Linked DNA regions of Homo sapiens: regions 2, 3 and 4 are each linked to region 1. A link is a contact called in ENCODE Hi-C or POLR2A ChIA-PET data. All regions are on one chromosome and are shown on one strand. The core of a region is the stretch at or near the end of the contact, and the rest is flanking DNA. Distances in the headings are between cores, read along the strand shown.

Region 1 (2,969 bases), core at 130-2,629:
ATAGAATGTCCCTCAGCTGAGATTTGTCTGATGTTTTTCTCATAATTAGATTGGGGTGACCTGTTTTTAGGGGGAGGAAGGAAGAACAAGTGGTAAAGTGTCATTTGCATCACATCCTATCAAGAAGAACACACTATCCACATGACCTATCGCCATTGATGTTGACCTTGATCCCCTGGCAGAGGTAGTGTTTGTCAGGTTTCTCCACTGTAAAATTATTTTATTTCACCTTTCAATAGTGTACTCTTTGGAAGGAAGTCACTATGTACACCCCATAATTAAGGAGTGGGGTATTATTCTTTCCCTCCTTTTCAAGGGCAGAGTATCTACATAAATTATTTGGAATCGTGGTGCAAGGGAGATTTCTCCTCTCCCATTTATTTACATATTTAGTCATTCATTTATATCAGTCTGGAGTCTTGGATATTTATTTTATACTTTGAGTTATAATCCAGTACTATTTTACTTATTTTTTTTTTTTTTTGCTTAAAAATTTTCAGCGTTGACCATTGGGAGCTCTTTGATTTGACTCCTGTGTCCTTTTGGCATACTCTCAACATTTTTTAACACTCCTTTACTTTCCGGTACTACAATATGATTCAGGGTCCTCCTGTATATTTTCTGTTTCAATTTGAGCCATCCATTTCTCTGAGGAGCCCCGGTTTCTGTTATGAGAATGGCATTAGAACTGGATGCTAGGGGTGTTCTTTGCTCCTAGGCCTTCTCAGCTGACAGAGTAAGGGAAGATATGTGTGTACACTAGCCTGTGTACACACACATGTATATATATACGTGCATGTCATATACAAGTATGTATGATGTATGTGCCTATGTATATATGTATGTGTGATATATAAACATATTTCTGGATGTAATTATCTGTGTCTATATTAAACTAAACATGAGTTCATAGTGATGTAAGGAGATATTTTAATCTCTATAGTAACCACTAGAAGAATAAAAAAAGAATGTATTAATAAAACTAACAAGGTAATAGAGGAAAAAAATAGAATAATAAAAGTAATTAGTCCTGAAGAAGGCAAGGACAGAGAAATAAAGGAACAAAAACCAGATGAGACAAATAGAAAACAAAGAGCAAGACGATAGATTTAAATGTGAAGAAAAATAAACAGTAACAGTATCGGAAAAAGTTTAGGGGAACATTCACCAGGCCAAATCCACTCTCCACGCTTCCTCCCCCTTCGCTTTCCTAGGAGAGCCCCCTCATGGTCTATGCCAGTGGAGTCCTTGCCTTCTGGCTTTGTGTTGGGTTCAGCCAATGCAGATACCCAGCCACAGAGCTCCCTTACACGTCCTGAGCTGGCTGTGTCCTTTGACCACAAGTCACTACTGCTCTCCACATGGCTCACTCTGCAGGAATTTCCTTCTGGATTCCAGAAACCATTCCCTGTCTTCATCCCTTCAGGCCTAGGGATGTCAGTAATTCTGCTGTTATTAGTTCTGGATGATTACATTATCCTTTGTGAGTCCCTGATACCCTGTCCAAACCTTCATAAATGGCCCCTTCATAAAAGCCTCCTTGAATTATACTAATTTCAGTGTGCCATCTGTTTCCTATTTGAACTCAGACTGACATAGCCATTGTGAAATCAGAAAATAGTTCCTCAAAATGGGATTCTGGAATTCCGTTGCTCATGTATTTGAGGAACACAGCGATAACCTTGCTGGGGAAGAATGAGGAAGTGAGTAATCCATGGCATGTGGTGACATCATCATTACCCACATTATCAATGGTGGGAGCATGGGAGGGAATGCAGGTGATGGGCAAGGCATTAAGAGATCAAGTAGCGCCGGCACTTAATTGCTATGGCAACAACAGTGATTAAAAAATAGTAGAAACAACTGGATTCTTTTTACTATCCTAAGAAATTTATATAGGGAAAAAGAGAAAATCAAGGCTATGGAAATACAATTAAAAAGACGCATGGAAAACCAGAATGCCTCCATGGTGGCCCTGAGGGGTTCCTTATTTCCGGTAATTGAAGGGTAAATATGGCTAAGAACTAAGTCTATGGTCTGACTGTTAAAGTTGTAGATTTGCAGCAGCAATTAAATGCATAACGCGGCCAAGTCTTTTATGCCAAGGCAAGGTTCTCGGGGAGGACTCTCAGATACAGGAAGGGGATACAGGATGCCTGAAAGGCAGGCCTGATTGGGCTGAGACTTTTGAACCTCTGTTCTCCTCTAAACCTTTTATTCTGGCTGAAGGAGCTATCTCTCCTCTGCATAAAAGCCTTACAATCATTGTTCCCAGGGCAGTTGCCCCATATGCTAATGCTAACTCTCCTCAGGTCCCCTCCCTTACCTCTTATTACCTTCAGGCCCATAACAAAGTAGAAGGCCTGCTCCAGAAAAAGCTAGCTGTACTCTTAAAGACGTGCAAAACCCCGCCTAGGTGGACAGTCAGGGTAGTCAAGGGAAAGGTCAGGGAGTGGATTGGGAGGATGGTAGACAGCCACTTCTCTAGGTGTGGTCCCTGGACCAACAGCATCAGCATCATCTGAGAACTTGTTAGAAACGCAAATTCTTGGGCCTAACCTCAGATCTATAGAATCAGAAACTGTAGGGGTGAGACCCAGAAATCTGTGTTTTAATAAGGCTTCCAGGTGATTCTGATTTGCACTAAAATTTGAGACCCCCCCACTCCCTGACTTAATAGATCCATTAGATCCTCATGTTCCTGAGTCTTCAGACACCTTCCTCTACAGCATTACTACTCAGAGCTGTTGTCCCAGATCAGAGGCACTGGCATCACCTGCATCAGAAAATGCAGAACCTTCGACCCCACCCTAGACTTATCAAACCAGACTCTGCATTTAAAAAGATCCTCAGGTGCCGTGCGTGCTCATTAAAGTCGGAGAGGCCGTGTTCCACAGCGGTGGCTCTCGAACTTTGGCATGGATGAGAATCACCGCACTGTGAGCACCAATGTGCTGTGCAAACCTGCT
Region 2 (2,969 bases), core at 275-2,774, 230 kb after region 1:
GGCCTCGGCTGGGCACGGTGGCTCACACCTGTAATCCCAGCACTTTGGGAGGCCGAGGCAGGTGGATCATGAGGTCAGGAGATCAAGACCATCCTGGCTAACATGGTGAAACCCCGTCTACGCTAAAAATACAAACAGTTAGCCGGGCGTGGTGGCGGGTGCCTGTACTCCCAGCTACTTGGGAGGCTGAGGCAGGAGAATGGCATGAACCCAGGAGGCGGAGCTTGCAGTGAGCCGAGATCGTGCCACTGCACTCCAGCCTGGGCGACAGAGCGAGACCGGCCCCTTCTCCTCTCCTACTCTCTCTTTCGCCATGTGACACGCCTGCTCCTCTTTTGCCTTCCATCATGAGTGAAAGCTTCCTGAGGTCTTGACCAGAAGCAATGCTGGTGCCATGCTTCCTGTACAGCCCTCAGAACTGTGAGCCAAATAAACCTCTCTTCTTTATAAATTACCCAGCCTCAGGTATTCCTTTATAGTAATGAAATCTCTCTGTCTCGGATGAAATGCCCAGTCCTCATTGTCAACCCCTCATTCTTCATGCTAGGATTTGTACTTGTGTTTCTGAATCAGATGTTTTCTCCATCGAATGCTTTACCCTTTGAACCAACCCAGGCCTTGCTGATTGTAGTGTGATGGGTCCCCCACCAGGTTACTTAAGGGTGTATGTTCACTGTCTGAACCCTCAAGGCCAGGCAGTTAGTCAAGGCCATGGTGCCCAGCTGTGGAGCAGGTGTCCCTGAGAATCCAAACATCCTAGAAGATATCTGAAAACCTACTAAGGAAAACAGTCCCATGGCACATACACAGTAGGTGAAGAGCCAGAAAATTAGCTTAAAAGCAGCTTAGCGATGTGAGGCAAAGCAGGTCTCTAGAGCTGTCCTGCTGCTGCCCAGGAGTGCCCCACATGGAAGACCTAAATAAACTCATCTACTCACCAAGCTGGACTTGTCATTCTTCGGTCTCCCCAGTTTGGGAGGGAGGGTGGGGAACATTACAGTTCCAAATTGTCTCATAACAGTGATAGGTTTCCCGCATTTCCTTTCCAGATGCTGCCTGGTAAAACTCTGCTAGATCCTCCCATGGACCTTCTCCTTGCAGACTTTATATCATGACATGATCAATTCAATACATATTTATTGGGTTATGGACCTTGGACCCTGCCTTGCATGTTAGAGGTGCTCATTAAATATTTGTGAAATGGATGAGAAAATGTATAACTAATGCAGTGGATACCAAACCGAATAAGATGAGATTCTTACTAATAAGGAAGTTACAGACCAAGGGATAAGGGACAGGTGAAAGAGACCAGAACAGAAGGGAAGGTCTTAGAGCCACAGGGGGAAGCTTGCTTGCTTGAGGTCTCTCTCCATTTCTCCCTTCAGTAGGCCTCGCTAAGCTTCACTTCTCCTGATCCTCATTAAATAACTCAATAACAATCATCAGAATAAGCACTAGAAACTGAAAGCACAATTCGAGTTCTCTCACAGTTTGCATCTTTAGCTGCTTCCTCTTTTTGGTCATCTCCATCCATTCTGTCACTGAGTCCTATTGATTTTGTGTCTGAGTTGATTCTGATGTTCATCCTTCCTGCTGGTTTGTCACCAGCTCTCAGTGTTCTCCCTTGTTCTGCTGTAAAGGCCCCCCGGCAAGTGGAGCCCTGCCCTGGCTTCTCCCCACCCCCTCCACCCTCTACAGCCCTGTCACTGTGATTGGGATTTCTGGCTCCTGGTACCTGTTGGTGTGAATGCCTGTTCCTGACCCCCCTGCCAACCTCTGACATCTTCATGATGCTCCCTTACCTAAATGGGTCTCCAGGGCTTGATCCTTTTTGGAGTATGATTGAGGCCCACCACTCAGTGCAGCCTGACTCTCTTGTTCTGTTCATTCATTCATTCATTCATTCACGTATTCATGTAAGAAAAGTAATCTAAGAACCAGTTCCTGAAAGCTTATACTGGTCACTGTGCCAGGCATGGGAGGTCCCGCTTGGCTCCACTGCAGAGCTGCCATGAGAGGCTGAAGCATGGTTGGGCCCCTGCCCAACCCAGTGTGACAGTGTGCAACCCCAGGGGAGACAGAGGAGAAGAGTGTTCCAGGCCCAGAGCCAGGAGGCGGCAAGCAGAACCTAAGGCAGGAAGAGCTTGATGATAACGATAATAAGAGTAACCACAATTGCAAGGGTTGATTGGATCACTGCAAATGTATCAAACAGCATGCATACAGTCCCTCAGTTCATCCTTACACCAACCTTGTGAGGAAACTGAGGCCGTATCTCAGTGGTAGAGCTGGTGTCTGAACCCTGTCGTGCCTCCATCCAGAGAGCCCTGCTCCTCCGTGACTACTGCTTTCCAGGCTCTGCTGTCCCCCCTCACATTTATGTCACCTCCATTCCAATATCTCACATAGTATGATGGCCAAGGACACTCCCAATAAGTATAAGTTGGGCTACCTGCAAAATGTTTTCTGGGGTGGCCTGTGTTCCGAGGGGTCCCGAGGTCACATTGAGGTCGACCGTTTTTGCTTTGGATGGCTTTGTGGATTAAAAATGTGAATGCAATGGGTTTGCCGAGCCTTCTCTTCCTGATCTCTCCCTTGTCAGTTTGACTTCCAAAATCCCCTCCAATCCTCCAGACCCCCACCCAGGTCTACACAGCTGCAGAGGAAATCTGACCTGGGGTCCACCAACGTGCCAAGTCTTGGGGGATGTGAAACTGTTTATGTAAAAAGCTTTCTAAGCAAAGGGGCTCTGCCAAGCTGTCCAGGACTGCCTTTGGCCTTTGGAACTGACTGATGACCCTGGCAGGTCTTTCCGACCTCCGTATTGAGCAGAGAAGAGAAGGGAATGCCTACAGCACCCCCTAATGGCATGGCCTGAGTCGATGCCTTTAGAATATGGCAGTACCTCACAGCCTGGAAAAAGCAGGCAACAGATTTATTCCATGGACTTGGAATCCTTGCATCAGTGA
Region 3 (2,969 bases), core at 169-2,668, 170 kb after region 1:
AGGCAGCCTCTGTGTTCTAATCGGCTGACCAGCAGACTGAAGGAATCAGCTGCCACCTACTCAGAAATCCTTACCAAGCACAGTGCACTGTGCCAACTGCTCTGCATCATTTTCTCATTTAAACCCCATAACAACCATAGGAGGCTGGCATCATTTAATCTCATTGTACAGACTAGGTGTTGCCAGCCTCTCAACTAATGGCCCAGCACTTAGCACAACTCCTGGAATATTGTTGGTGCTCAATAAATGTTTGTCCAGTGAACAACTGAGTGAATCCAACACAATTACCCTATGAACACCCCCTGAAAATGGCCCTCCACAGATCCTCAGATCCAACACAGTCAGCGGCTACTCCTCACTCCTCCCCTGATCCCAGGTTGCAGTGATTTCTAGCACTTGCCTGTGTTTTCCTGGCCTTGATCTCACTTTCTAGTGGATCAAAGTGATGGCAGTGATGATAGGGCTTGTTTTCCAAAATTTTTTGTTGTGGTGAAATGCATATAAAATAAATTTTACCATCTTTTTTTCTTTTTAGATGAGTCTTGCTCTGTCGCCCAGGCTGGAGTGCAGTGGCGCGATCTCAGCTCACTGCAACCTCTGCCTCCCAGATTCAAGCGATTCTCTTGCCTCAGCCTCCCAAGTAGCTGGGATTACAGGCTCCTGCCACCACGCCCGGCTAATTTTTGTATTTTTAGTAGAGATGGGGTTTCACCATGTTTGCCAGGCTGGTCTCGATCTCCTGACCCTGTGATCCACCCGCTCGGCCTCCCAAAGTGCCGGGATTACAGGCGTGAGCCACCACACCCGGCAAATTTTGCCATCTTAACCATTTGTAAGCAGCATATAACCCAATGTGATTAAATACATTCCTAGTGTTGTCCCACCATCACCACCATCCATCCTTTTTTTTTTTTTTTGAAAAAGACGAAAGTCTAAACACAATGGAGACGGGGTCTCACTATGTTGACCAGTCTGGTCTTGAACTCCTGGCCTCAATTGATCCTCCCATCTCAGCCATCCAAAGTGCTGGGATTACAGGTATGAACCACCGCACCCGGCCCCATGTTTATAACTCTTTTAATCTTGTAAAACCAAGTAAAAATCTTGTAAAAACGCTGTACCTTTTAAACAAAACTCCCCATTTCTTCCTCCCTGCAGCCCATGGCAACCATCATCCTACTTTCTGTCTCTATGATAAAATAGGGTTTCTTGGGTAGAAATCAGGGCCTCGGGGCCTAGAAATGGGGTGAGGGACTCAGGGGAGACTTACCCACATGAGAAGCCAAGAAGAGGATGGGGAGCAAGAAAGGGGGCACCCGCCAGACCATACTCCAGAGGCCGACCCAGGCCAGCCAGGACGAGCTGGGCCTGGGGTCAGATGCTGTGGGCCTGACTGCTCAGCCTGTGTTGGTCAGTGTGGGTCGGTGCTGGGGAGGAAGAGGAAATGAGGTGGCTTGGGTGGGAGGGGTGGCAGGGTAGGGGGTGGGAGGACTCATTCTGCCTTTGAGCCTCTAGGCCCCCCAATCTGGCCCCCACAAGGCTGGGGATGGGTGTGGCCTGGGAGGAGTCACTTGAGGTGGGGGGAAGGTTATGGTAAGGGCAGACCTGGGGACAGCTGGACTGATTTTTCCCATCCCCTGTCTCTCTCCAGTACTCAGTCTTGCTGGCACAAAGGAGGCAGGAGGCAGGAAAGGGAGGAAGCCAGTGGCTTCCGCCTATTGAGGAGGGGGGTGGGGTGGGGGACATTGTTCTGGGGTCTCCCCTCCCCCCGGCACAAACACACAATACGGCCCACATGAGTCCTCATGTATGTGCCCCAGGACACAGACAGTTACATGGGTTTCCTAGAGAGCAGTTCACATACGAAACACAAAGGACCTCTGTGGGCCTGAGAAGCACATACACTCAAAGGAACACAGGGCCCTGGCAACAAAGAGCCTTCGAGTCTACCTTGTGTACCTCTCTCATTGTACAGATGGGAAAACTGAGGCTTGCTGTGCTCGAGGGCACCCTGAGGCTGTGGCAAGGCTGGGACTTGAACTTCTGACTTAGTCCTTGCTTTCTTGGTGCCAATCGCTCCACAAGGGCTCACATTAAGCAGTCCCGGGGAGCACACAGGGAGTATCGGTTGCATAGATAGTCCTCAGCTTAAGCTGCTAATGAAAGCTTCAGCTTATTGTCTGCCAGGTGTCATTCATTTTGCGGCAAACCCCTGCCTATTCCTGGGCACTGGGGCAGCAGAAGTCTGCCCAGGGAGGTGCACTCACTCTTGACGGCTGACAACAACCTGGGAGCAGTCGCACTGCTTTGGCAAAGTCTCTAAAGCCCCATGGATCTTGCCTCTGCTTCCCTCCCAGACTCACCTCTCCCTGCCCTGGCACCCGTTGCTCCACCTCTTGCCACCACTGGCAGTTCCCAGAACGGAACAAGACCTGTAGGTACAGAACGCCCACGAGGAGGCCCTTCCAGGGAGCAGAGGGAGCAACCGTTGGATGGGCAGCCTTGCTGGTTAAATCGATGACCCCTCTGACCCGGAATGGAATGGTTGGGATGGATGAGACTTGGTGTCAGTTTAGGTGACTTAGGTCTGGTAGTACAAACCCTCCCCCTGGGCCTGGGACATCTTCCCAGAGTGTGTTCTGGGTGAAGGCTTCATTCTCCTCTGAATGCACCGGGCTCACATTCACTTTTCTCAGGAGGCTGGGTCCCTGCAGCTTGGTTGAGCTGGTTTAGGCCCAGGGCTCTTCTGAAGCGCCCTGAAAAGTCCCAGGAGACGCTTTGACTCCTGGAGTAGCATAGAAAAGGATCGGGAAAGACCTCCCTACTGATGTGTGACCCACAGAGATTCCCATTCCTGGGCCTGAGGCTGGGAGGAGCTTTCTCTAGACAAGGCTTTGGGTGGGATGGGAGTAGGAGCAGGGGGAGAGTGGTGGATGCCTTACACTTCAGCTCATCCTGGTGCCAGACCT
Region 4 (2,969 bases), core at 123-2,622, 180 kb before region 1:
ACACGGAGCACAACTGTGTAAGGTAGGAGAGAAGGCAAATCCAGTTACCCGTATCTCCTAGGCTTCCTATCAAAAATAAGGCGTGTTTCTAAACAGGCGCTTTTCATGAACCTGGCAGAAACTTTGCATGGCAGGTATACTGTTCTCCCTGTTTTACATACCAGGAAATTTGCCCACAGCCCACTCTTAAGTGCACCTTCCACTGCTCTATACTGCTTACATACTCATCTCCACCTGGACTAAGTCCTCTGCAAGGGCAGCTCCAAGTGTGGAGAAACCCGAAGTTTATTTAATTTTGAAGACCCTCTTAAAAAGAAAAATGAATCCAAAATATCTTACTTTTGCACATTTTATAAAAACATACAATCATGTGAATACAATGTTGGGGCCCTTCCCCGGGCCTTCAAAGGGGCCCTAATGGGCTTCATCAGCCTCTGCCCCTATTCATCTTTGTATGCCTAGAACAATGCATGGCACAGAGTAGGCAATCGGTAACTGTTGAAAAACTGATTTCCTCACCCTCACCTCAATTGTTCATCCCTTCTTCAACCCTAGGATTCCCTTCCCCCAAATCTGTTCCCTGGGGAAAGCTCCCGTTTCATGACACCTTCCCTCCCAATCAGTAACAAAGCCTAGAGATTCAAGAACACCGGCTCCGAAGTCAAAACTCTGAATACAGATCCGGTCTCTGCCGTTTATTAGCTATGTGACCTTGGCTGTGTGAGCTGACTTGAGTCTCAGTTTCTCCACCTGTAAAATGGGGATCCCAACCCCCTGCCCTGCAGGGTCGCTGTGATTAGCTCAGATGATGCAAGCGAAGCACTAAGCACTAGGCCCGGTACTTACCCACTCAATAAAGCTAGCTGTTGCTAACAACCCCCTCGGACTCCCGCACCCTTCCCTCGCAGCCGCTCCCGCGAGCATCACTCCAAAGGCAGCGCACCCTGCTCCCCACCGTCCCCGAACCTCACCGCGCACAGGTTCGGCCCCTCCCGGCCCCGCCGCCTTGGCGAGTGAAGCTCGGCCGCAGGAAGAAGAAAATAAGGCCCAGATGACCCGCCCCCCTCTCCCGAGGTCCATTGGCCTTGAAGATTGGAAAGGACCAATCTCAGAACCCATTCTGGAAGCTCCTTCTCCTATTGGCCGAGAAACATGCCGATCACTCACCGCTGGAAGACCCACCCCCACCGCCCCTCCCCCACCAAAACTCACGGTCACTGCTACAGCGGCAATGATCCTCGAGAATTCCAAAACCCTATAGTTCTCACCTACAGCCCAAAGCCCCGCCAGGGCTTAGGCTCAGCTCCTGCTGTCGCCACTGGCCGATCCTACTGCTTTTCCAGCAGGCGAAGGCCGAAACTCCGCCTCCTCTAAAGTCGGCATCTGCGCAGCCGTACAGAGTCAACCAATTCAAGGGTGGCTGCAAGCCATACACCAGCCAATGAGCACGCGCCGCAGCCACCTCCCAGTCCCGACCTCAGTGTGCTCAGCCTATGAGCGCCGGCTCGGGCTGTTGCCGGGAGGAAACGCTGTACCACTAGGGACCGCGGCCAGTGAGCCTCTAGCTGGATCGCGAAGCTGGCCAATCATAGGCGGGCTCCTGGTCACCCATAACTAATCAGGGTTGAAAGAAGCTAGTACCTGGAAGTGGGCCGGTCCGGTAGATGGGTAAGGGCGGTGAGGTTACTATAGGATGTCGCTAACGAAAGGATAGGCCAAAGTTTTCTTGGGATGAGTATCCTCTTTGCCTAACGTGGAAATGTGTCGGGGCCCTTAGGGGCAGCTTCCGAGCTCAGGGAGTGCTGAAAAGATGACCGTCTTGTCCCGGTTTGTCCTGGGTGTCTCGGTTTTCAAAACAAAATCCCGTGGCCTTGGAAACCCCTCATTCGCTGTCAAGCCTGAACAGGGAAGGGAAGCTGCCCTGAGGGTCATTAGGACAGACCATGAGGGAGGCTCTCCTTAGGGTCATTAAAAAGCAATTCCTGGCCGGGCGTGGTCCCTCACGCCTGTAATCCCAGCACTTTGGGAGGCCGAGGCGGGCGGGTCACCTGAAGTCGGCAGTTTGAGACCGCCTGACCAACATGGAGAAACCCCGTCTCTACTCAAAAAAAAAATACAAAATTAGCCGGGCGTGGTGTTGCATGCCTGTAGTCCCAGCTACTCCGGAGGTTGAGGCAGGAGAATCGCTTGAACCCGGGAGGCGGAGGTTGCGGTGGGCCGAGATCGCGCCATTGCACTCCAACCTGGGCAACAAGAGTGAAACTCCGTCTAAAAAAAAAAAAAAAAAAAAAAAAGCAGTTCCTCAGTGAGCGGGGATTTGGGGGATCATTAGGAGCAGCTCTTGGGGCGGAGAGGGGGGCATCCTGGGAATCAGAAGAGGCACTTCTGGAGGGCGAGGGGGCTTCCTAGAAGTCATTAGGAGCGGTTCCTGAGGGGTAGTGAGTCGCCTTAAGGAATTCCCAGATTGTCAAGGGTAGTGGGGAAGGTCAAGTAGGAAAGTAAAATACCCACAACCAGAGTCATAAAAAAATATACAGAATTACCATGGATGAATAATGGGGTAGTGCCCTGGAAAGAGCTATATGGAGTCAGGCCTGTGTTCAAAACTAGTAACTTCTCTGAGCCTGGGAGTTCACATCAATAAAATGGAAAAAATAATGCCTTGCAAATTTTGTAAAGATGAGAGTTAATGAATGTTGGCAAAAAGAACATATTTCATAGAATGCTATGGACCAATCATGATTTATGCCTCAGGCTGGGTACATGCCTACTGAAAAAAAAATCTTTAAAAAAAATAGTTTCAAAAACAGAAATGACTGTTTCAAAAAGAATGGCCGTTGGCTACGCAGCCACAAGTCTTTCACAATAGGGGTTTTTGCCCTTACCCAGTAAGGTAATCGACAGTATTAGATAATAGATTATACTGAGTGGCTCACAAAAGTGCCGAGTCTGAAGAATCCAACTTGCAG

Evidence for each region. A loop is a pair of places that touch in the nucleus more often than their neighbours do. ChIA-PET counts read pairs that join two places held with the same protein, here RNA polymerase II (POLR2A). Pooled maps may share reads with other maps.
Region 2: a map of endothelial cell of umbilical vein shows a loop between it and region 1 (11-fold over the local background). The contact joins two enhancer-like sites. A Hi-C loop is called at or near these places in 1 of 168 maps with a recorded cell type or tissue (endothelial cell of umbilical vein) and 3 of 50 pooled maps. POLR2A ChIA-PET finds 5 or more read pairs at or near these places in 2 of 52 experiments (OCI-LY7 and Panc1).
Region 3: a map of endothelial cell of umbilical vein shows a loop between it and region 1 (2.7-fold over the local background). The contact joins the promoter of TIE1 here to the enhancer-like site in region 1. A Hi-C loop is called at or near these places in 1 of 168 maps with a recorded cell type or tissue (endothelial cell of umbilical vein) and 1 of 50 pooled maps. POLR2A ChIA-PET finds 5 or more read pairs at or near these places in 2 of 52 experiments (Caco-2 and WTC11).
Region 4: a loop to region 1 is called in a map of endothelial cell of umbilical vein, with 14 times the contacts of the local background. The contact joins the promoter of KDM4A here to the enhancer-like site in region 1. A Hi-C loop is called at or near these places in 1 of 168 maps with a recorded cell type or tissue (endothelial cell of umbilical vein) and 1 of 50 pooled maps. POLR2A ChIA-PET finds 5 or more read pairs at or near these places in 3 of 52 experiments (BJ, WTC11 and activated naive CD4-positive, alpha-beta T cell).

Annotation. Positions count from the first base shown.
Region 1 is chr1:43,471,386-43,474,354 of GRCh38, reverse strand. No RefSeq gene overlaps it. Among named protein-coding and RNA genes, the nearest start is that of HYI, 19 kb to the right of the region's middle. RefSeq lists an enhancer at 1,342-2,541. Within about 2 kb of position 1,379, at least 8 of the 41 ENCODE cell types and tissues checked have a DNase peak (open chromatin) inside an H3K27ac peak, as active enhancers do; they include endothelial cell of umbilical vein, where a contact is called at or near this core.
Region 2 is chr1:43,238,171-43,241,139 of GRCh38, reverse strand. All of the region lies in intron 21 of CFAP57 (cilia and flagella associated protein 57), which reads right to left. The region is part of intron 1 of LOC105378685 (a long non-coding RNA gene); the gene reads left to right. The region is part of intron 1 of LOC124904164 (a long non-coding RNA gene); the gene reads left to right. Among named protein-coding and RNA genes, the nearest start is that of TMEM125, 30 kb to the left of the region's middle. Within about 2 kb of position 1,524, at least 9 of the 41 ENCODE cell types and tissues checked have a DNase peak (open chromatin) inside an H3K27ac peak, as active enhancers do.
Region 3 is chr1:43,299,431-43,302,399 of GRCh38, reverse strand. It overlaps TIE1 (tyrosine kinase with immunoglobulin like and EGF like domains 1), which reads right to left and starts at 1,418. Exons shown (of 23, transcript NM_005424.5): 1 at 1,271-1,418. The coding sequence starts at 1,328. RefSeq lists an enhancer at 1,359-1,448 and a silencer at 1,479-1,578.
Region 4 is chr1:43,648,552-43,651,520 of GRCh38, reverse strand. It overlaps KDM4A (lysine demethylase 4A), which reads right to left and starts at 1,372. Exons shown (of 22, transcript NM_014663.3): 1 at 1,269-1,372. RefSeq lists a silencer at 1,486-1,605.